Linked DNA regions of Homo sapiens: region 1 is linked to region 2. Evidence: read pairs that join two places in POLR2A ChIA-PET (ENCODE). Cell type or tissue: OCI-LY7. All regions are shown on one strand. Links, peaks and the distances in the headings refer to the core of each region. The heading gives the core; the rest is flanking DNA.

Region 1 (12,183 bases), core at 3,560-6,059, 78 kb before region 2:
CAAGACTCAGAGAGATAATTAACTTGCTGAAAATCAAATTGCTGGTAAGTAATGGAGAGCCAAAATTTAGGTAAGAAGGGATATCAGAGTCAAGGTGACAGCAGATGTATCTTACTCAAAAACATCATTCCTCTTCCACCAGGCCATACCTTTGACATATGCAAAATAAATATTGCCAAATCTAAGATGCCATCAGTTGTGAGATGCTCTGTCATGTATCATAAAGAAAAGACAAAAAAACTTGTCAATTAAACTGATTCCAAGACACATTCTAATTTCAGATGTAAAATGTGAGGAAAAAAGTGTTTTTAAAGAGCCGTGAAAAAATGGTAATTAAAAAACTAGGCTTAAATGTAAACAACAAAAATGGTAATTAAAAACTAGGCTTAAATGTAAACAACAAAAATGGTAAGTAGAAAACTAGGCTTACATGTAAACAAAAAAATGGTAATTAAAAAAACTAGGCTTAAACGTAAACAGTAAAGAAGTAATACGCAGGCCTAGCTGGAGGGCAGATTGATGATACACAAGGCACATTCTTGTTACCTCTGCTTTCTCCGAAGCTGAGAATAAAATCCAGATTCAATCATTGCCGTTTCTGTATTCTACCTGCAGGGGGCAGTGCAGGCTACTGTATGTGGCCTTTGGCCTCACTGGGAAAGGGTTTCAGAGGATCAGGGGCAGTTGGAGAAATTTTTTTCACTTCTTTTATTTGTATTTGCTGTTTCTGAACTGATTTGAATCACAGTGTCATTTCTGTTGCGCTTTCCTTCTCCTTCTTCTCCTCTCTGATGTCTTCTCTCTCCGCATTTACTCTTTTTCTCCCAAGATTCCCAAAGTCTGAAACAGCTCTACTTGCAGTGAAAAGAAATGCGTCCCCCTTTTCCTTGCACTTCTAATCAGACGTTGACGGATTAGCTAAAGGCGGGGGGAAGCTGGTGTCCTGATTATTCTATGTGCCCATTTATCTGGAGAATGTTTCTCAGGTAGATCTTCCTACCTCTTGATGTACTTGATGAAATCTATTTCTATCACTTTCCTCCTAAAACCCTCAAATACCCCGTCAAATCCCATAGGATAAGTCTAAGCATGGAAATCTATCTTAGCCTGTTTCTCCTACCCTGTTCTGCACCACTACACCAGGCTGCAGCCCGTGAACACATACTGTGTCCATTCCCAACTCCGGGCCTTCACTTATGGCTGCCTTCTCTCTGAAATGTCCTTCCCCTATTCTCTGCTCATAAAACATCATGCTCACTCATCCCTCAAAACTCAGTTCAAGTTCCTTAGTGAAACCTTCTCTCACTTGAACTTCACAGCCTTCCACATACATCCCAACCATCTTAGCAGCCTTCTGTGCACAAGCTCATTGGCAGGCTGTCACTCTAGCAGCTATCAATGTGGCAATCTTCCTCTTTCGTTCTTATTTATATCTGTTTTCCCATTACATAGCACAGGGCTGGAATGATGGTAGGTACTCAATTCATATTTATTAAATTCATAATCGAATGGCTCTTTTCTAAAATACACTACTTCTGATATATCCTAGGTAAGTTATCTTTAACTTGTACACATTTAGGTCACCCGGAAAGCTCTTGAAACTCCTCATAAACAGACCCCACCCCAGACCAATGAAACCAGAACTTCTGTGGATGTAGCCCAGGCATGAGCATCTTTGAAAGTTCTCCAGCTTTCAAGACGCAACCAAGGCTTAGAATTACTGCCATTGCAGTGATTTACAAAATGTGGTCCCAAGGCCAGCCATATCAACCTTTTATGGTAAAGGCAAATTTTTAGGACTCACCCAAAACCATAAATGCAGAAATGGCTGGGGAGTTTGGGAGTGGTGGCTGGGGGGCGGGGGGGGGGGCAGGGTAGCAATCTGTATTTTAAGAGACCATTTATTTAGTCAACGCATACTACAGTGTAAGAACCACTGCCTCGTCCTGGCGTGGCTCACGCCTGTAATCCCGTTGTGTCCGGAGTTGGTTCCTCCATGCCTGTAATCCCAGTGTGTCCGGATTTGGTTCCTTCCAGTAGGTTCGTGGTCTTACTGACTTCAAGAATGAAACCGCGAACCTTGCTGGTGAGTGTTACAGCTCTTCAACGTGGCAGGGACCCAAAGAGTGAGCAGCAGTAAGATTTATTATGAAGAGTGAAAGAATAAAGCTTCCCCAGCAAGGAAGAGGACCCTACCACGTTGCCGCTGCTGGTTGGGGTGGCCAGCTTTTATTCCCTTATTTGTCCTCCCCCCATGTCCTGCTGATTGGTCCATTTTACAGAGCGCTGATTGGTCCATTTTACAAAGTGCCAATTGGTCCATTTTACAAACCTCTAGCTAGCTACAGAGTGCTGGTTGGTGCATTTTTGCAGAGCACTGATTGGTGAATTTATAAACCTCTTGTAAGACAGAAAAGTTCCCCAAGTCCCCACTGGATCCAGGAGGTCCAGCTGTCTTCGCCTTTCAGTAGGACTTTGGGAGGTTGAGGTGGGCGCATCCCCTGAGGTCAGGAGTTCGAGACCAGCCTGGCCAACATAGTGAAACCCCGTCTCTACTAAAAATACAAAAATTAGCTGGTGTGGTGGGACGTGCCTGTTATCCCAACTACTCGGGAGGCTGAGGCAGGAGAATTGCTTGAACCCAGGAGGTGGAGGTTGCAGTGAGCCAAGATAGTGCCACTGCACTCCAGCCTGGGCAACAGAGCGATACCCCGTCTCACACCCACACAAAAATACTAAAATAAAAAAAAAAACCCACTGCCTCCGAGATTCACTTTAAATAATGTTGCAATGTTTTGTGTGAATGAATCCTTCCTCCACCTTGTTCCGATTTTATTCTGGGCACTATTTCTTCCATATACTTACAAACAAAAAGCAGGCTCATATTAGATTTTTTTTTTAACCCAGTTTGGTCTTGTGATCTACATCAATCCATCTTGTGACCAATATCAATGCAATAGCCCAAAAAGATATTTTACATGTTTATTTCATGCCTTAAAACAACCAGAAATATCATTGTCATGGCTAATTTCCAAATTATGAACTAAAAATTGACAAAAAACGAACATACATTGGACTTTCACTATGTGCCACACACATATTAATACACTTAACATGTATTATGTTAAGTGCTTAATTATCTCACAACTCTAAAAAGTGAGTACATTAGCACATCCATTCTACAGATGAGAAAAGGAAGGCTGGAAAAAGACATGATGAATCCAGGGGGAAGAGCAGGGATTTGAATTCAGATCTGCCCTGACGTCAAGTTCTTCTTTGGGGTTTCATGATTTTCCATTTTGTACTTTGCACATAGTCATGCAGCTGTAGAGTGAAGAAAATCTGTTGCTTTTCAAAGTTCCTGGCTAGTTCCTGAAGAAATGTTATTACTTTGAGCACACTGATATGGTTTGGCTGTGTCCCCACCCAAATCTCATCTTGAATTTTAGCTCCCATAATTCCCACTTGTTGTGGGAGGTGATTGAATAATGGGGGGGGGTGGGTCTTTCCTGTGCTGTTCTCGTGATAGTGAATAAGTCTCACGAGATCTGATGGTTTTATACAGGGGAGTTCCCATGCACATGCTCTCTTTTTTTGCTTGCCACCATGTAAGATCTGACTTTGCTCCTCCTCTACCTTCTCTCATGATTGTGAGGCCTCCCCAGCCATGTGGCACTGACTCCATTAAACCTCCTTCCTTTATAAATTACCCAGTCTCAGGTATGTCTTTATTAGCAGTGTGAGAACAGGCTAATACACACATTAAATAATTATGCTGTTTCCTGCTCATTTGGAGTGGTATACACATAAGGGCTTTCTCTCTTTTTTTTTCCCCCAAGGCTTTAAAAAGGGGTATGATTTCAACACTCACAGGATTGGAGAGGAAGTTTTATTCGAAGACGGTAAAACTCTTAAACTCACAGCCTTGGTTCTAAACCTATGGTCTGAATTCTTAGAGTCATTATTCACGTTGTCATTCTGAGTCTATGAATATTACTAAAGTTTTACCAGGCCCTGTGCTAGGCTTTGGGAGGCAGAGCGGTGAAAGAGATAGGTAAGGCCTCTGCTTTCCTCTTAATCAAGCCAGGGCCCCTGCTTGCTCGCCATCAAGAAGAACCATATCTACAATACATAAATCAGTGCAGTAGCTAAGTTTAGATGTTATGATTGCATTACCAAAGGCAATAAGACAGGAGGTGGCCAGCGCAGGCCTCCATGAACTAAACTGTATCGTGTGTGTGTGTGTGTGTGTGTGTGTGTGTGCGCGCGCGCGTGTGCGTGTGTGTGTGTACACGTTTCCTCTTAAGGGTACTGACAGAAAGATCTTTTTACCTGCGTACCTCTGTTAATAACTAGTTCTAAACTATGTTGGAGAATGGGTATGGATTCTACAACCAGATTAAATAGATATGGCCTATCTGACAAAGCAAACCTGAGATTCTATTTTCAAAACAGTACACCTCAATCATAAAATCTCTAATGCCAGCACCACCTGTAGCTCGCTGAGCCCCAGCTGAAGGAGAAGGGGATAAGTAAGGAGGTTTTTAAGACCGTGGCTGGTACAAAGCCGACTGCCCACAGATCAACCAGTGGCAAAGCCCCCAGGAAGCAACCGGCTGTGGAAGCTGCTTGCAGTAGTGCGCCCTCTCCTGGAAGGGTGAAGAAAACTCATAATTACAGGCCTGGTTACTGTGACACTCCATGATATCAGACCTTATCAGAAGTCCTCCAAACTTCTGATTTGCAAACTTTCCTTCCAGCATCTGATGCACGTAATTGCTCAGGACTTGAAAACATCTGCGCTTTTAGAGCGCAGCTATTGGTGCTTTGCAGGAGGCAAGTGAGTGAGGGCTATCTGGTTGGCCTTTTTGAAGACACCAACTTGTGCACTATCCATGCCAAATGTGTAACAATTATGCCAAAAGTCGTCCAGCTAGCACATCTCATACGTAGAGAAGGTCCTTAAGAATCCTCTATGATGGGAACATTTCATTCTGAGAAAAATTCTCTTCTTCTTGTTATTGGTGGTTCTGAATGTTAGATATTTTTTTTTCCATGGGGTCAAAAGGTAACTAAGTATATGATTGCCAGTGAAAAAACAGAGGACAGAAACCAGATATTGACACTTTTTTTCTGTGTTCGTTTGTGTGTGAACTGTTAGTATAAATGCCCTGCATTTATGTCCCTACATGAAGCATTAATGCAAGTCAAACCTTTCAGTGAAGAAGTCTCAGTGGTTAAACTTTATAACAATTAAGAAACCTGTTATTTTTTTTCTGAACAATGCTAGCATTTGGATTTTTTAAAAAAAAATAAGTAAATGTTTTATTGACAGCAACTAAATGGTGTTTGTAGCATTTTTATCAAATGACAGATACCATCCATTCACTAGACTTTTCTCACTGAATTGTCCTACATGCAGTACGTGTTTTTTAATGTTGTCTTTCTTCTGTGTTGTTTCTGTAAGTTTGCTATTAAAATACATTAAACTATTTTTAAAAAACTCTCCATAGGTCGTGGTCAGCAAGCATGTCTTCAGCAATCACATCAGTCTCAGGAGAAATTTTCATGGTCAGGAAGATAAATTTCATCCTAGATAGGGCAGTGTTGTAATAAAGGCATAGAATAGGATGGAAGCATGGTGATGACCAGGAATAATGAGAACTCTCCTCTACCTGCCTGTCCAACAGATATATTATTTAAGGATAATTAGTTCAATGCTTAAATCAATGAAATCTTATTTTAAAATAGAGTTACAAATAATCACTTTTAGTAACTCAGAAGGAAGCACTGGGATGAGGCTATGAAAGGCAGAATGTGTTAGTGAACAAAGTCATTGAGTCCGTTAGGTCACAACTGAGACTATGCTTTCAAAAGCATCCCCTAGCCTAATTACCCAATTGTTTTCTTTTTGATTTTTAGACAGAGTCTTGCTCTGTCACCCAGGCTGGAGTGGTGCGATCTGGGCTCACTGCCACCTCCGCCTCCCAAGTTCAAGCAATTCTCCTGCCTCAGCCTCCTGAGTAGCTGGGACTACAAGTGTGCACCACCACGCCTGGCTAATTTTTGTATTTGTAGTAGAGACAAGATTTCACCATGTTGGCCAGACTAGCCTCAAAGTCCTGACCTCAACAGATCCACCCACGTTGGCCTCTCAAAGTTCTGGGATTACAGGCATGAGCCACTGCACCCAGCCCTATATGTATTTTTTTAATAGTCCTTTTCCCCTAGAATTGTTCACAACCCTTATTCTATTCCTTTCCTTATGTTTCTGTCTTTCATCCTCCCCATCAGGAGGGCCAATTACAAAATACTCAGGGAAGGAAAGGCTCTTAGGGACATGTTTCTAGGAAGATGAATCTCTATAAACTTTCCTTCAAACAATCACCAACTCCAGTTTCCTGATTTTAACTCAATTGTCAAGTCATTGTTAGATTCAAAAATAGTAAACAAGAAAGCAAAGAATAAATCAGAACCTGAGGATAAAGGGCAGAAGGTTCATTGAAGAAGGTAAAAGTTTGGTCCACAAAAACAATTTTAGAATAAATGAATCCAGTAATGTCGCAGGATACAAAACCAACACTCAAAACTCAGTGTGTTTCTCTACACTAACAACAGAAAACCCCAGAAGGAAATAAAATCAACAATCCCTTTTACAATACCATCAAAAAGGATAATGTAGAATAATGAAGGTGCTTACCACTATGAACTTCCCTCTTAGGTCTACTTTTGCTGCATCCCCTAAGTTGTGTTTCCATTTTCAATTGTCTCAAGATATTTTTTAATTTTCCTTTTGATTTCTTCTTTGACCCTTTGGTTGCTCAGAAGTATGTTGTTTAATTTCTACCTATTTGTGTGTTTTCCCATTTTCTTCCTGTGATTGGTTTATAGTTTTATATCACTGTGATTGGAAAAGATAACCTGGTATGATTTCAACCTTCTTGAATTTGTTAAAACTTATTTTGTGTCCTAACATATGGTCTATCCTGGAGAATGTTCCATGTGTACTTGAAAAGAATAGTATCCTGCTGCTGAAGGATGGAGTGTTCTATTGTAAAGCATGGCCACTATAGTTAATAATAATGTATTATTAAGTTGGTGCAAAAGTCATTGTGTTTTTTGCCAATGCACCACTGCACTCCAGCCCGGCAACAGAGCGAGACTCCATCAAAAAAAAAAAAAAAGTATTTGCAAAAACCACAATTACTTTTGCATCAACCTAATAAATACTTGAATTGCTAAGAGTTTAAATCTTACCTGTTCTTACCACAAAAATATATATGCCTGTGAGATTATAGTTAATTAGTATGATTTAATCATTTAATAATGTACAAATATACCATAACATCACAGTGCACACCACAAGTACACAAATTTTTCTTTGTCAGTTATAACTTAATAAACCGGGGAACATTTTTTAAGAGCTGAAAGTATTATAAATATGTAAAAAAAGAAGAATAAAATACTTAGGAATAAGGTTTTGTTTTTCATTTTTTTAATTTATTTCATTTTATTTTTTAGTGATACATAACAGATGTACATATTTTGGGGGCACCTGTGATAATTTGATACATTCATATAATCCTAGGGTAATTAGGATATCCATCACCATAAATATTTATCTTTTCTTTATGCTAGAAATATTGGAATTAACAGATAAACATAAGGAGGCAAAAATCTTGTACACTGAAAATTATAAAACGTTATTGAAAAAATCAAAGAAGATAAAAATAAATGGAAAGACATCCTATGCTCATGATTGGAAAAACTTAATTCTATAACGATATTCATAGTACCCAAAAAATCTATAGATTCATTGCAATCCCTATCAAAATCTCAATGGCAATTTTTGTAGAAATAGACAAAACCCATCCTGAAATTGATAGGGAATCTCAGAAGACTCTGAATAGTCAAAACAATCTTTAAAAAGAAGACCAAAGTTGGAGTTCTCATACTTCCTGAATTCAAAACATAATACAAATCTACAGTAATCAAAACAGCATGGTAATAGCATAAAGAGAAACATATAGACCAATAAAACAGAATAGGCAGCCCAGAAATAAACTCTTGCTTACATGGTAAAATTATTTTCAACAAGGGAGTCACAGTCACACAATAGGGAAAGGAGAGCTTCCTGAATAAATGGTATTGGGAAAACTAGATATCCACATTCAAAAGAATGAAATTGGATTCTTACCTTAAACAATATACTAAAGCTAACTCAAAGTGAATCAAAGGCCTAAATGTAAGATTTAAAACTTTAAAACTCCGCAAAGAAAACATAGGGGAAAGGCTGCATGACATTGGAATTGGCATTCATTTCTTGAATACGACACCAAAAGTACAGGAAACAAAAACAAAACAGACAAATGAGACTATATAAAAGCTACAGATGAGACTATATAAAAGCTACAAACTATTTGGCATCGAAAAAGTCAACAGTGAAAAGGCAACCTACGGAATGGGAGAAAATATCTGCAAATCATCTATCTCATAAGTTCGTATCCAGAATATAGGTAGACTTCTTAGAACTCAACAATTAAAAACAAATAACCCAGTTCAAAAATGGGCAAAGAACTCAGCTAGACACTTCTCCAGTTGGCCAATAAACACATGAAAAGATGTTTAATATCACTAAACAACAGAGAAATGCAAATCAAAACCACAGTGAGATACCATCTCACACCCATTAGGATGACTATGATTTAAAAAACAAAAACAAAAGCAGAAAACAAGTACTGGCAAGGATGCAAAGAAATTGGAGACCTTGGACACTCCTTAGTGGGAGTGTAAAATGATGCACCTACTGCAGAAAACAGTATGAAGTGTCCTCAAAAACATAAGAATAGAATTACCATATGATCCAGTAATGCCATTTCTGAATATATGTCTGAAAAATTAAGAGCAGGAACTTCAAGAGATCTTTGCACACCTACGTTCATAGCAGCACCATTCACAACAGTCAACATTTGGAAGCAACCAAAATGTTCATGGATGGATAAATAAAGAAAATGCGTTCTTTACATACAATGGAATATAATTCAGCCTTAAAAAGGAAGAGAAACTTGTCACATGTTACAACATGGTTGACCCTTGAGGACATTACGCTAAGTGAAATAAACCAGTCACAAAAAGACAAATAATGTGTGATTCTACTTATATGAGGTATATGAAAAGCCAAACTCATAGAAAGTAAAATTGTGGTTGCTAGGGGGCAGAAAGCAGGGAGGTTTTGTTCAATGAGTCTAAAGTTTCAGTGCACAATTAAAATTTCTGGACAACTATTGCACAGCTATGCGAATACAGTTAACACTACCAAATTGCACAATTTAAAATTGTTAAGATGATAAATTATGTTAGATAGAGTGCTTTAAGAGAGAGAAGAGCAGTCGTTCTTGGGGTATAGCTACAGTTAGTCAAAGTCATTGTATTTGGCGCATTAGGTGTTACAGTTTAGTGAAAAAGGAAGTTTGTGAATAAGGAAGAAGAAACCCAGAGAGGGATGTAAACAGGAAAGAGGAATAAGATGGAGGCGTGGCCGGGCGCGGTGGCTCACGCCTGTAATCCCAGCACTTTGGGAGGTCGAGGCGGGTGGATGATGAGGCCCAGAGATGGAGACCATCCTGACTAACACGGTGAAACCCCGTCTCTACTAAAAATACAAAAAATTAGCCAGGCGTGGTGGCAGGAGAATGGCATGAACCCAGGGGGCAGAGCTTGCAGTGAGCCGAGATCACGCCACTGCGCTCCAGCCTGGGAGACAGAGCGAGACTCCGTCTCCAAAAAAAAAAAAAAAAAAAAAAAAAAGATGGAGGCGTAAGAGAATAAAGAGCTGGTGGGCCAGGAGAATGCCCTGTAGCAGAGGGCAGAAAAAAGTGCTGGTAGTGGGTGTTGGTTAGTGGTGTTCTGTACTGCAGATATTTACGGGAAAAACGATACCCAAAGTGGGAACATTTCAGAAAAGGCAGAATTAGCCTTGGAAAATTAGGAGGGAAAAATGAGAGAATGAACATAGAAATAGAGTTTATTAATCAGAATGTAATACTGCAAACCACAGCAAAAGAATTTGGTTAACTCAAGCAAAAAGGAATGTATTTGGAGGGTCTTGGGTTAACTCTCAAAATTCACAGAAGACCAGATAATCAGAGCTAAACCAACAAAGACTGGGATCCAAAAACACAGGCAAGTTCAAACCACAGGATGAACTGAGGTTAAGTCATGGGCACTGGTACTATTGCCACTGGACACTAAAGCTGATAACACTGGTGTCTTTAGGCTACTGCTGGTGACAACTTTAAGCTGTGAATCTGTCAACCGCTCCCCAAGATTCAAAAGCTTGGCTGTGCATGTCTTACCAGCCAAACCTTCATCACCTTCCCACTCCTCCACACCATGACTTTCAAGAGTACCTGCTCTCCTGCTTTGGGAGACACCCAAGTCACAGTGTCCCACCAGGACACACAATGCAGGAATTCCTTCAAAAAGTAAGGCTCTTATGATCATGAGTTGCTAGAATAAAACATGCATACCCACCACACCATACCCCACCATTGTCTAGACATAAACAAAACATAACACACAATAAAAAGCTCCTACCAAAGATAAACAAGCTTACCCTTATTCTACTGAACATATTCCACTTCCAAAAGGAAGCCACTATACTCTCTCCACTTTCTTCAAGTTTCAACCCTAAGACCTCTGACTAACATCTATTTCTTTTTTCAGTTTTGTGGCAATTCTATTTCAAACCACAAAATAATTACAAAGTTAGATGATACCAATGCATATGCAATCTTTGTGGAAAGCCACACAAATAGGGAAGTTAGTTAAAATATTTACATGCCACAAAAAGGAAGGAAATTCTGAGTAATGGCTTTAGTCATCTTCTTTGCACAGGTCCCATGCCTGTGCATGATACTGATGGCTTAATGACTCTATGGCTCACTCCATGGCTACTTTGCCTCCTGCCAGCACTTCAGCAGTTGGAGTGCTTAATCAGTGGGGTGACCCAAAATGTCATACATGAGTATTTCAGCCTTTGGTGGTCCTGTTTTTTGTTTCTTTGTTTTGTTTTGAGATGGAGTCTCGCTCTGTTGTGCCCAGGCGGGAGTACAGTGGTTCGAGCTCAGCTCACTGCATCCTCCACCTCCCAGGTTCAAGCGATTCTCCTGCCTCAGCCTCCCAAGTAGCTGGGATTACAGACGCACACCACCATGTCTGGCTAATTTTTTGAATTTTTAGTAGAGACGGGGTTTCACCATATTGGCCAGGCTGGTCTCAAACTCCCGACCTAGGTGATCTGCTCGCCTCAGACTCCCAAAGTGCTGGGATTACAGGCCTGAGCCACTGCACCCGGCCAGTCCTGTATGTGTATAGTTGCAATATCCTTTCAACTGTCTTTTACTAACTTTATGTTTAAAAAATATTTCAGTTATATATTGGACAAAAGCAGAAATGAGATTACCTGATGATAAATCAACCCTCTTGTACAATTACACAATGATGCTCTTCATTACATTGCAAGATTTTAATTCTCTTCAGCCAGTCTATTTTTAATTTTTTCACGGGGGCTTATGTTATATAAGATTATAAAAAGATGGCTATTTCCCTACCAGGCAATTCAAGTCCCTACCAAATCCTATACAAGTGGCTCCAAACATCTTATCAAAATAAATCTTTTTAAACAAATGACAGTTTAAAAACAAATCAAAATACCTCAGTAGCTTTTAACCAAACACTAACTTTATTTGTGTAAATAATGAGTAATATTTGCCTCTTTCTGATTAAATCATTTCCTATTCAAACTGGAGCATGAACTATTTCACACTTGAAATTCTTAACCCATATGCAACTCTCAAGGGCTGAATTGTGTCCCCTGCCAACTCCTATGTTGAAGCCCCAACAGCCAGTCTCTCAGAATGTGACTGTATTTGGAGACAGGTCCTCCAACGTGGTAATTAAATTAAAATGAGGCCTTTGGGGTAGGTCCTACTTCAATCTGACTGATGCCCTTAAAAGAAATTTGGACACACAAAAAGGCACCAGGATGCAGGCATGCAGAGAAGACAGACCATGTGAGAACACAGCAAGAAGGCGGCCATCTCTAAGCCAGAGAAAGCCCTATTAGATAGTTAAATTTGAAAGTTTATTTACTGATGAGCTTGATTAGTGTTAGAAGCCAAC
Region 2 (12,183 bases), core at 5,622-8,121:
AGGACACACAGATTTAGCTGCTGTATATTTTATTTTGTGTACTAGCTACCTGATATTTCGGAGTCTCTACTCAGTGGTAGCATTATCTTAGTCATGCTAATCCTCTTAGGAACCCTATTAGATAGGAATCATCTCCATTTTATTGAAGGGAACACTGAGACTCAGTGAAACCTAGAACTTGCACAAGGTCACCCAACTGGGTTGGAAATCTGGCCTATGTCTTTTTTTACTTTCTACCCCTGTTATTTGATTTCAAGCTAGTGCTGTTTCAACCATTTCAATCACTGCACTCTGTTTTGCATCCCAGGGAAATTATTTCACCCCAAGACTTGAGGGGTTTCAAGACCCATTCCAACTAAGATTTCAGAAATTCCTCTACCTCCTGAGTTTGGAAGTAGCTGTTCTGTGCATTCTCAGGCTCAATGCAAAGGTGAAATCCTTCATGACAGGGGAGGCCTTAAAACCACATCCATGTAGACCTGGAATCTTGCTAAACCCTGTTGTGAAGATAAACGCAGCATGGTCTTGATAAATATGTCATTTAAGAGCAATTTCCTGCCAGATGACTGTGTATATATGAAGCTGGGTAATCTGGAAAAGTCTCTATCCTTTATCTGATCCAAGTGATGCTGTAAACAGGATTGTTAGATTTGTGTAACGAAGCTAGCAATCACATCTAAATATTACTACACTTAATTCCTAAGTGTTCATGTGAGAACAACTTCATTGTGTTTTTATGTTTTTGAATGATTGTAACCTTTTAAATATATACAGATGTTGGCATTTCAAAACCCAGGAAAATTCTTGTGGTGCTATTGATTAGATCAAGGTACTTTTTTTGGTGTGTATCTATTATTAGCATTAAGACACACTTATCAAATAAGATCTTTTCAAGATCCAGAGTATACAGACACGGTGGATGTTTTGGTTATCGTGGTCTTCGAGAAGCTGGGGTTACTTCTCTGAATACTCCACTTATCCCCAGCAGAGCTTCTGAGATATCTCCTAGGGATCCTTTAGTTTCATGTAGAGTCGGTGGCTTTCTAGGATGTGAGAGCAAATGCAGAGGCTGGTGTAAATGGCAGGGGAAAGTAGTGGAAGAATGTAACTAATACTCCCTTGAACCCTACAATCTGATGTGCCGGGCACAGCCTCATCTGCTTTTGAGAACACTCATCGGTGTTGTTTAATATTCATTCCAATAAGAAGCCATTTTACTATAGGTTATGAATGGTAATTTTGTATTTTTGTTTAAACTATTTTCTAATGCAAATTTTGCTGACCAATTCTGGATGTCTTGTTTGTGCAATTTTGGTCGTTTCCATGGTTTGTAGTAATATCCTAAATCTGGCCAGTCGGAAAACCAGGTCTTGCCTGTCGATATCTTTTTGCTGGTGGCTGTGGGTCAGAGCTGACTGACTTAGTACTTACAAGGCATTTGTATTATTGTTGCTTTTTAAAGTATGTGATTAAGCATAGGATAGAATAGTATAGAACAATATTATGTGCTGATGTATGAATGCAGATATATATATTTTTTTTCTGGAAATGAGTGCTAGAAACTTACTAGTGGTTCCTTTGTGGAGATGGTCTAGTTTGAGCTAAGTCACTTTTTATCCTGTGCCTCTAGGCACAATTACAGTTTCCTAAGGCATACCCACTTTAAAAAAAAAAAGTTACCAGGTTTAATTCAGTGGTGAGATAATAGGGCTTTTTATTTTTGTCTTTAAAATGTCATTTAAATTATCCTTGGACCTCAGAATATTAAAGAGACTTTGAATTTGTTTAATATTTCATAGTTTTTTAAAAGTCTGGCATTTATTATTAGATTTTATTAGTTTCTTTGAGATCAGGAGAATTAGCACTACTCTGTATGGTTGTTGAAATGATTAAGGAGAGAAAAGGTTCCAAATTATTCTCTCCATTCAGCAAGAGTTCCTGTAGGCCACTTCTGATGAGGTAGGTGCAGAATGGAACCACTTAAAACGTTTCTACTCCAGTGAGCAAGTAATGAAGGCCTATGCTATGGCTCCCTCAAACCACCTTGTTACTGGGGAAAGACTGGGTTTTGAATTCAGACAAACCCCAGCTCAACTATCAGTTCTGCCATATATTAGCTGTGGGACGTTGACATCTCTGGAACTCAGTTTTCTCATTTGTAAAATGGAGATGAAAATACTTTGAGATGCCTGTGGATATTAGTAAGAATACATGTAGACTGCCTTGCACATAACAGATACTTCATAAATGTCTATTATTCAAGGAAAAGAGGGAGTCTGGATTCTTCGTAATAAGCAAACCTACAGAGGTTTGGGTAAGTGCCTGCCTACGCTGTTATGTCAGCTTTCTCAGAGATCAGGCATCTGTGCACTGCTGAGGTTTTTTTCTACATTGCCTTCTAACCAGGATAAGGATGAGAAAGCATGGTAGGATCTGATACTAAATTACAGTATTAAAAGAAACAAGAGGCACATTTTTGGGCCAGTAACAATTTTAAAAATCTAGTCTATTTACCCAACTTGAGGCTGTTATTTTTAGAGATGAGACACTAGACACTGAAAGTTTTTTTTTAAACTTTAGATTTTTATTTTCATTTTAAAGATGTTTTTCCCTTTTGCATTTTTAACTAAGTTTTGAGGTCAGAAAGCGAGTATTGCACATGCACATATCCTATTGGCAGTATTGGGTTTAGTGGTTTCTTGGTAGTTACCGTATGATTTGATGAAAGCCTGGCCACTTCTGGGGTTAGCTGACAGTGTTTCCTAAATATATGTATATATATGTATACACATATACACGTACACATATACACGTGTATATGTAGATACACATATACACGTGTATATGTGTATCTACACATACACGTGTATATGTGTATCTACACATACACGTGTATATGTGTATCTACACATACACGTGTATATGTGTATCTACACATACACGTGTATATGTGTATCTACACATATACGTGTATATGTGTATCTACGGGTGTGTATATATGTATCTACGGGTGTGGATATATTTATATACGTGTGTGTATATACATACGTACGTATGTACGTATGCGTATATACGTATGCGTATATACGTATATACATACGTATGCGTACATACACATGCGTATATGCGTATATACATACATACGTATGCGTACATACGTATGCGTATATGCATATATACATACATACGTATGCGTACATACGTATGCGTATATGCGTATGTACATACATACGTATGCGTATATGCGTATGTACATACATACGTATGCGTATATGCGTATGTACATACATACGTATGCGTATATGCGTATGTACATACATACGTATGCGTACATGCGTATGCGTATATGCGTATGTACACACATACGTATGCGTACATATGTATGCGTATATGCGTATGTACACACATACGTATGCGTGCATACGTATGCGTATATGCGTATGTACATACATACGTATGCGTATATTTGTATATGTATGTATACACGCATATGTGTATATACGCATATGCGTATATACATATATATGTATACACATATGCGTATATATACACATATATGTATACACATACATATGCGTATATACACATATATGTATACACATACATATGTGTATACATATATGTATACACATGCATATGTGTATATATTTATGAACATATATATGTATATACACATATGCGTATATACATATATGTATACACATATGTATATATTTATGTACACATATATGTATACACATACATATGTGTATATATTTATGTACACATATATGTATACACATACATATGTGTATATATTTACACATATGTGTACACATACATATATGTGTATATATTTACACACACATATGTATACACATACATATGTGTATATATTTATGCACACATATGTATACACATACGTATGTGTATATATTGCACACATATGTATACACATACATATGTGTATATATTTATGCACACATATGTATACACATACATATGTGTATATGTTTATATACACATGTATACACATGCATATGTGTATATGTTTATATACACGTGTATACACATACGTATGTGTATATGTTTATATACACGTGTATACACATACATATGTGTATATATTTATATACACGTGTATACACATATGTGTATATATTTATATACACACATATATACACATACATATGTGTATATATTTATATACACATATGTATACACATGTATATATACACGTATACGTATACACATACATATGTATATATACGTATATGTATACACATAAATATGTATATTTATATTCGTATATGTATACACATACATATGCACCTATGTTTATATACGTATATGTATACACATACATATGCACCTATGTTTATATACGTATATGTATACACATACATATGCACCTATATTTATATTCGTATATGTATACACATACATATGCACCTATGTTTATATACGTATATGTATACACATACATATGCACCTATGTTTATATACGTATATGTATACACATACATATGCACCTATGTTTATAAACGTATATGTATACACATACATATCCACCTATGTTTATATACGTATATGTATACACATACATATGCACCTATGTTTATATTCGTATATGTATACACATACATATGCACCTATGTTTATATTCGTATATGTATACACATACATATGCACGTATGTTTATATACGTATATGTATACACATATGCACCTATGTTTATATACGTATATGTATACACATACATATGCACCTATGTTTATATACGTATATGTATACACATACATATGCACCTATGTTTATATACGTATATGTATACACATACATATGCACCTGTTTATATACGTATATGTATACACATACATATGCACCTGTTTATATACGTATATGTATACACATACATATGCACCTATGTTTATATACGTATATGTATACACATACATATGTACCTGTTTACGTATATGTATACACATACATATGTACCTATGTTTATATATGTATATGTATACACATGTGTATATATTTATACACACATGTTTGTATATTTATACACATGTATAGATTTATACACACATATGTATGTATATATTTATACATATGTGTATATATACATATGTATGTATATATACACATATGTATATATACATATGTGTATATACGTATATACACATATGTATATATTTATATACATATATGTACATATATTTACATACATATGTGTAGATATTTACATACATATGTATATATATTTACATACATATGTATATGTATTTATATACATGTGTGTATATATTTATATACATGTGTGTATATATTTATATATACACATATATGTATATGTATTTATATACATATATGTATATATACATACATGTATGTATTTATATATGTATACATATATGTATATATTTATATACATACATGTATATATTTATATATGTATACATATATGTATATATACGTATATGTACATATACGTATATAGACATATACATATGTACATGTATATATACATATACTTATACATATACATATGTATATGTAAATGTGTATATACATATGTATGTGTATACATATATAAATATATGTGTGTGTGTGTGTATATATATATATATATATCTATATAGACAAAAGAGTACCTTTGAAGGCTTTGGAAGGTGAAACCTAGTCAATGGCTTCATTGGAGCACATACCTACATTTCTGATTGCTCCCCCCCCAGCCAAAAATATTGATCAGCTATGATTTCACGTTTAAACAGGGCAATAGAGAAAATGGAAATGTTTTCTAGTTTCAAAAAACTTGTCTCCCTGGAGTGTCAAGCTTCATCTTCATGAAAAGATTATTAGTGGTAACCTCTTCGGAGCAGAGAGGATTTTAAAGGCAGATGAGGTCTGTGTAGGCTGAGAGTGGGGAGGAAAAATGTGACTTGAGTCTGGAAGAATGGGAGGGACTGGCAAAGGCTTGGGGAGAGGTCGTCACTTTTATCTCTGTTCCTCTCACATTGTGTAGCCTCTTGGAACTTTGCTGAAGGACCCTTTGCAATGCTACACATATTAGGAATGGACACTGAAACCGTCACCTACAGGAAATGAGGTGTCAGAGACTGAAGGACAGGTGGCTTAAAGGTCAAGTATTTGGAGCTGAGCCAATGGTCCTGAATCTCAGCTCTACTATGTAGTAATTGTGTGTCACTGGGAAAGTTACTTAAGCTTTCTGTGCCTCAGTTTATTCGTCAGTGAATGAGTCGTCTAATAGTACCTACCTTATAGAGTTATGAGGATTATAGGATAGTATTTCTAAAGTGCTTAGTACCTGATACCTGAAGCACCATAGCCTCCCCTTAAGGAGTAGCTGCAGTGGCTGATGCTCTTGTTGTTTGGAAATATTGATGGTGGAGAGACTCATTTAACTTTAATGCCATATAATGTGTCATGTTTACCTCCCTTAATAGAACCTAATAATTGCTTCATATTTAAAAACTCATTTGCAGTATTTTAGCTCAGTGGGAAGATTGATTTGGATGTTTTTAATCATTCTAAGCCTTTGTTCTAGCCGAGGCTCTATGAAATGGGTTGCAAAATCCACAGACTGAGAAATGATAGAAAACTAGGGAAAGTTCATTTGGGAATTATCAATTTAAGCTGTCACATGATAATGTCCACTTCATTGCGCTGACACTGGCATTGATGGAATCCAAGTGGTGGAGAAAAATCGATTTAACCTTTTTAAAAGATGATGGTTTTAATATTGATAAGTGTTCTTTACCTTTTCATTTGAGAGATGCTACTGTAATGGAATGCCTTATAAATACTAATGAGTGCTGACTGCCATCTTTGATAGTAACTCCTTTGAGTATTTTAAGACAAACTCCCATGATCTGGGCAAATGTCATGTTAATGCATCCCAGACAGGTTGAGAAATATATTCATTAAATCATGCTTCACATGAGTGTAGGAAGAGTTTATTAATTTATATTTAAAAACCTTTGTAGATTCACAGGCCAAAAAAGGGCTTAGGAGGTGTGTGCGTGTGTGTGCGCGTGAGTGCATGTGATTCCTTTTAATTCATCTGTGGCAGCTTTTTCTCCTTTGATTGAGACATTTGGATCAGTTCAGAGGGCATTGGATGCACATCAGTCAGCTCCTCATGAGTGCTTCCTGGGTGCCTCACCTGCTGCCCTTTCTTAGTCCCCAACATGCTGGGGAATTCCAGCTGTCTCCAGGATCCTCAGGATTGTAAAGGATTTCTGCCTATTAAGATCCAAATGTTAATGGAAAGAGGGGACAGAGAGCTGGGCTTTAGGATCCATGCCAGTTCTAGGATCCTTCAATTCTTGGTTGATAGTGTCTGAGATCACTTATGTGGGCCTTACTCTGTTGTGGAGTTCAGGGGCTTCATTGTCAACCTGTTGATGGTGATTTTGTAGAGATGTTAAGAGGAGTGGGTCATTTCATTACGAAATGATTGGGAAAAACCAGATGGGATGTCCAAGCAGATAAAACGGGCGCATCCTCACCATAGTTTACTCCCTGACCTTCAATCAGTAAGACTGATGATCATTACTAATTTAATGCCTCTGTAAAAAGCTGCCCTGTACCTTATCATAGAGCAATAAATATGTATTACACAACATGTTTTTCCAAAAAGCTTAACAGTTATGAAGCTCTTTAGGTTGATGAACTCCACTAGTCTCTAGGCAGGCTTGGATTTCTAGTAAATATTCAGTCATGATGTTAATAAAACGAATCCTCTTCTGAATTCATTCATTTGTTTGTTCCATCAAAACTTATCTGTAATGTGCCAGGTATTGATGTGGACTGGGAAAATCCAGTCTCTTCCCCTCAGGGCACTTACAGTATTGCAGGGTGGTATTGAGGAGTAGATTAGGAGATTAAGTAAATAAACTAACAAGATAATGTTGGATCCTTAGGGCCATCAAGAATGTGAGGTGTGATGAGATTATGACATGGAGGTACTGCTTCACACTAGAAGGTCAGGATTAGAGTTAGGCTTGGGGTAGAACTTGTTAAGGAGGTGATTCCTGATGTGGGACCTGAAAGAGCCAGGTTTTTGATCTGTGCAAAGGTCACATTATGTAACTAATAACAGCCTTGAATAAGGAAACAAAATCCCTACACTTGCACCCCAAGTGTTTGATGCACCCATTTTCTCCTTATGCGAGGTTTCTAGTGTTATACTTCACACAGGCATTACCCTTCCACCAAGTAGAACTGAACCATCTCGAAATAATGGGCCTCTTCCAGGCAAGGACGTGACTGTGGCTCAGTAGATCCTACCTTTCTTCACACAAACCAAGTTGGCTGAACTTTGCTCCCAATGAGAGCTCCTTCTGTGTTTACTTTCCAATTACATTGGCCAGTCAGGTAAGCCTAGAGCTTTGGCCAGGCTTGCTTTAACTTTCCTTTGACGCTTAAAATATGTTCTTTCGCTTGTTGCTTTTAGCTCTCTGTAAATGCCACACTGTCCTGTCATTCTCAGGCTGTCAAGATTCTGCCCGCTTGTGTCAAGATACTTATTGGAAATTAGAGCTTCCTCTACTTTAAGTCTAAATCTTTTCAACACTGGATTTTTATATGATTTACGAAATTTGAATTGTTTGGTGAACAATGAGCCAAAACAGACAGTGAGGCTTTGCAAAGGTGCAAGTGTCTTAATCAAGAACCCTTCCTGCTCAGTCCGTGGAAACTTACCCAGTGGTGTAAACCCTGCCACGGTGGCTTACACAGGTTCTCTGTGCTTTTTGTTGATTAACTCAATATGGAACAGTATGCTTTGGGTCCTGAGAGTCAGAAGGAATGGTAATACAGAATTATACCTTTATAGAAAAGCAGAAATTTACTAAATTAAATGTTAAACTCGAGCTTAAATGCTATTGAAGCGCTTGTGTTGTGCAGATAGATGCCTGTACTGATTGTTCTCTCTCTGGAGCTTCTGTTCTGTGCAGAGATGACAAACATGATAATATTTTATTACACATAAGTAGGAGTTAAGAATCTGGGATAGATATCTGTCTTGATTTTCCGTAATATGCCTGTACCATGTGAAGTGGTTTCATTTATTTTACATAGCCCTGTGTTATTTAGAATATTCTAAAACTATATGTGGACTTTCCTGTATTGGCTGTTGAATAAGAACTAATTAGCTGTGCCATATCTGGAGTTAGCATGGCCTCTTGAATTGTCTTAAAGAAAGTTGTAGGATATTTCTGGTCCTTCTATAGGATCTATGGTTCTGATATTTGTGCTGAGATGGAGATGGTAATACCAGCCTAGAGCCATTGCTCCCCTTTCCAAAGCCCAAGGCAGATGTTCAAGTGAATGACATCATATTTCCCACTGAGTCTCAGAATCTTTTTTTTTTTTTTTGAGACGGAGTCTCACTCTGTCACCCAGGCTGGAGTGCAGTGGCGCGATCTCAGCTCACTGCAACCTCCGCCTCCTGGGTTCACGCCATTCTCCTGCCTCAGCCTCTTGAGTAGCTGGGACTACAGGCACCCGCCACCACGCCCAGCTAATTTTTTGTATTTTTAGTAGAGACGGGGTTTCACTGTGTTAGCCAGTATGGTCTCGATCTCCTGACCTCGTGATCCACCCACCTCAGCCTCCCAAAGTGCTGGGATTACAGGCATGAGCCACCGTGCCTGGCCAGAATCTTTTTTTTAATAACAGCTCTTCAGGTAGCTGTCATGAGTTGATCTGAGCTGGTCACCAGAAACCTAGTTGTCATCCAAGACTGTTTTTGATTAAACTTTTTCTTTCTGTTGTCTGAAAGCACACATACAAAATGTCACTGCAAACATTACTTTTATTTTTACATTCGCTTATTACAAAACATTATGTCAATAGTAAAAGAAAAAAAAAGCACATATTATCTGCCTTTGGAAAAAATCAGCCATCAGTGATTTTTTCATTTTTTTTTTCCCCAACTTAAGCCATACTTGTACATCACTTCACAGAGCCATAAACATAGTTTTGGTAGAATTTTGTAGTTTGTGTTTTTCACTTAAAATTATACCATAAATTATTTTCCAGGTGACTACATAGCATTGGAGAATTCATTTTTAATGGCTGCATTAGTGAAAATGAGTGGCTCGTATTTCTGTTCCTGGTGTATGTGTGTATCTAAAAATATATCACTTAATATGCATTCTGTGCTACATTTCCTAGGCTTGTAGAACATTTATAGTTTGTAGTAACTCAGTTGTCACCTTGTGCAAACTGTGCAAGAGATTCTATCCTTCACTTGTGCTGATGGAGTAATTTAAAATTTCATGTCGTGAGCACGTATTGAGGATTACTATAGAAGCCTATGAACACTGGATTTTTGTATGGATTTTCTCTAATATACTCTAAATCTAAAAACACATTAAGGCAAAGCACCTGGCTCCTCAAAGAGCTAACACCATGAAATTACCTAGAAAACAAAATTTAGCTAAATGAATTTATACCTTACTACAGGGACTGAGAGTTATCTATTTTTTTCTATTAGCTGAACAGCAGTCTTTATCTCTGTTATATGAAATGACATGAGCTGTGCAAGGTGAAGTCACTCAGAGAACAATCATAACATTAAGAGAAATGTGGCCTGAAAGAATACATTTTGATTTTTATGCTACTTATAGAGTTCAGTGTGATGGAGCTAGGAAAATTGACAGCAGAGCCCAACAATTTTAGTACAGAATTTATCTGCTCTGGGAAAAAGCTGTCTTCATTGTGTTATGAAATGTGAATTGGTGTTGGGTATTTATAGAGTGAGAGGCAGCAGAAAATGTCCTCATAGTCAAGTTTAAGAAAATGTCTTATCTAAATGAGAAGCAATACATTGATATCTATACTGACATAAGTAGCATGACTATGGAAGATGATTAGATAAGAGTGGCCCTTGGTTGACTTCATGACTTCTGTTTGATTGGCAGTGTATAAAATGTAGTAATTTCACATAAACATTTGGGCTGAGAGCATCTCTTGAAAGATCTGAGTGTGAGGCGAGTCAGGCTGCATTCCTGCAGAGCTGCCGTAGCCACAGTGAGGACAGGACCCATGGTCACCTGGGATTTTGACCCTGACAAATAAATATATCTTTTTACTTTACCGAATTCATCTCCTTAAAATGTGTCAGTTTCTAGACCTGTACATTCATTCCAACTTGGCTTAAAATTAATAAATTTTGTCATTTTTATGTTTTCTTAATCATCCTAAAATACACATAACCTAATACGCATTTTGTTTTTTTTTTTTGAGACGGAGTTTCGCTCTTGTTGCCCAGGCTGGAGTGCAGTGGCGCGATCTCAGCTCACTGCAACCTCCACCTCCCGGGTTCAAGCAATTCTCCTGCCTCGGCCTCCTGAGTAGCTAGGATTACAGGTGCCCGCCACCACGCCTGGCTAATTTTTGTATTTTTAGTAGAGACGGGGTTTCTCCATGTCAGTCAGGCTGGTGTCGAACTCCCGACGTCGGGTGATCCACCTGCCTCGGCCTCCCAAAGTGCTGGGATTATAGGCGTGAGCCACCACACCTGGCTGCAATGATCATTTTTAAGTATACAGTTCAGTGACGTTATGTTTATATTGTTGCACAACTGTCACCTCCATCCGTCTCCTGAACTCTTCATTTTGTGTAACTGAAACTGTGTCCATTAAACACTGTTTCCTCATTGTCCTCTCCCTCTGCCCCTGACAGCCATCATTCTACTTTCTGTCTCCACGAATTTGACTACTTTAAGTAGCTCCCATAAGAGGACTCCTATAGTATTTGTCCATTTGTGACTGGCTTATTTCCCGTAGCATAATGTCCTCAAGGTTCATCCACGTCCTAGCAATTGCCAGAATTTCCTTCTTCTTAAAGGCTGAATAATAATATGTTGTATGTATTTATCGCATTTTGTTCATTCGTAGACACTTGAATTGCTTCTTTTGCCTATTGCAAATAGTGCTGCTAGGAACATCGGTGTACAATTATTTAAGTCCCTGCTTTCGTTTCTTTTGGGCAGATACCCAGAAGTGGAATTGCTAGATTATGTGATGATTCTATGGTTATTTTCTTGAAGAACTGCTACATCATTTTTCCATAGCGGCTGTACCATTTTACATTTCCACCAACAGCACACTAGGGTTCCAATCTCTCTAGAGTCTTGCCAACACTTGCCATTTTCTGTTTTGTTGTTGTTGA

The links. Peaks named below come from ENCODE experiments on the same cell type or tissue, not always from the same donor. Only the 100,000 strongest peaks of a DNase experiment are listed, where the experiment ranks them.
Region 1: POLR2A ChIA-PET joins it to region 2 with 6 read pairs; 5 of 35 experiments call an interaction of 5 or more read pairs at or near these places.

Annotation. Positions count from the first base shown.
Region 1 is chr15:94,163,795-94,175,977 of GRCh38, forward strand. It overlaps the pseudogene H3P40. Among named protein-coding and RNA genes, the nearest start is that of MCTP2, 62 kb to the right of the region's middle. In OCI-LY7, for the core only: CTCF peaks have their summits at 4,648 (motif pointing left) and 4,849; a DNase peak (open chromatin) is centred at 4,637.
Region 2 is chr15:94,240,123-94,252,305 of GRCh38, forward strand. All of the region lies in intron 1 of MCTP2 (multiple C2 and transmembrane domain containing 2), which reads left to right. Among named protein-coding and RNA genes, the nearest start is that of MCTP2, 15 kb to the left of the region's middle. In OCI-LY7, for the core only: no CTCF peak of the experiment used is centred there; no DNase peak of the experiment used is centred there; H3K27ac peaks cover 628 bases.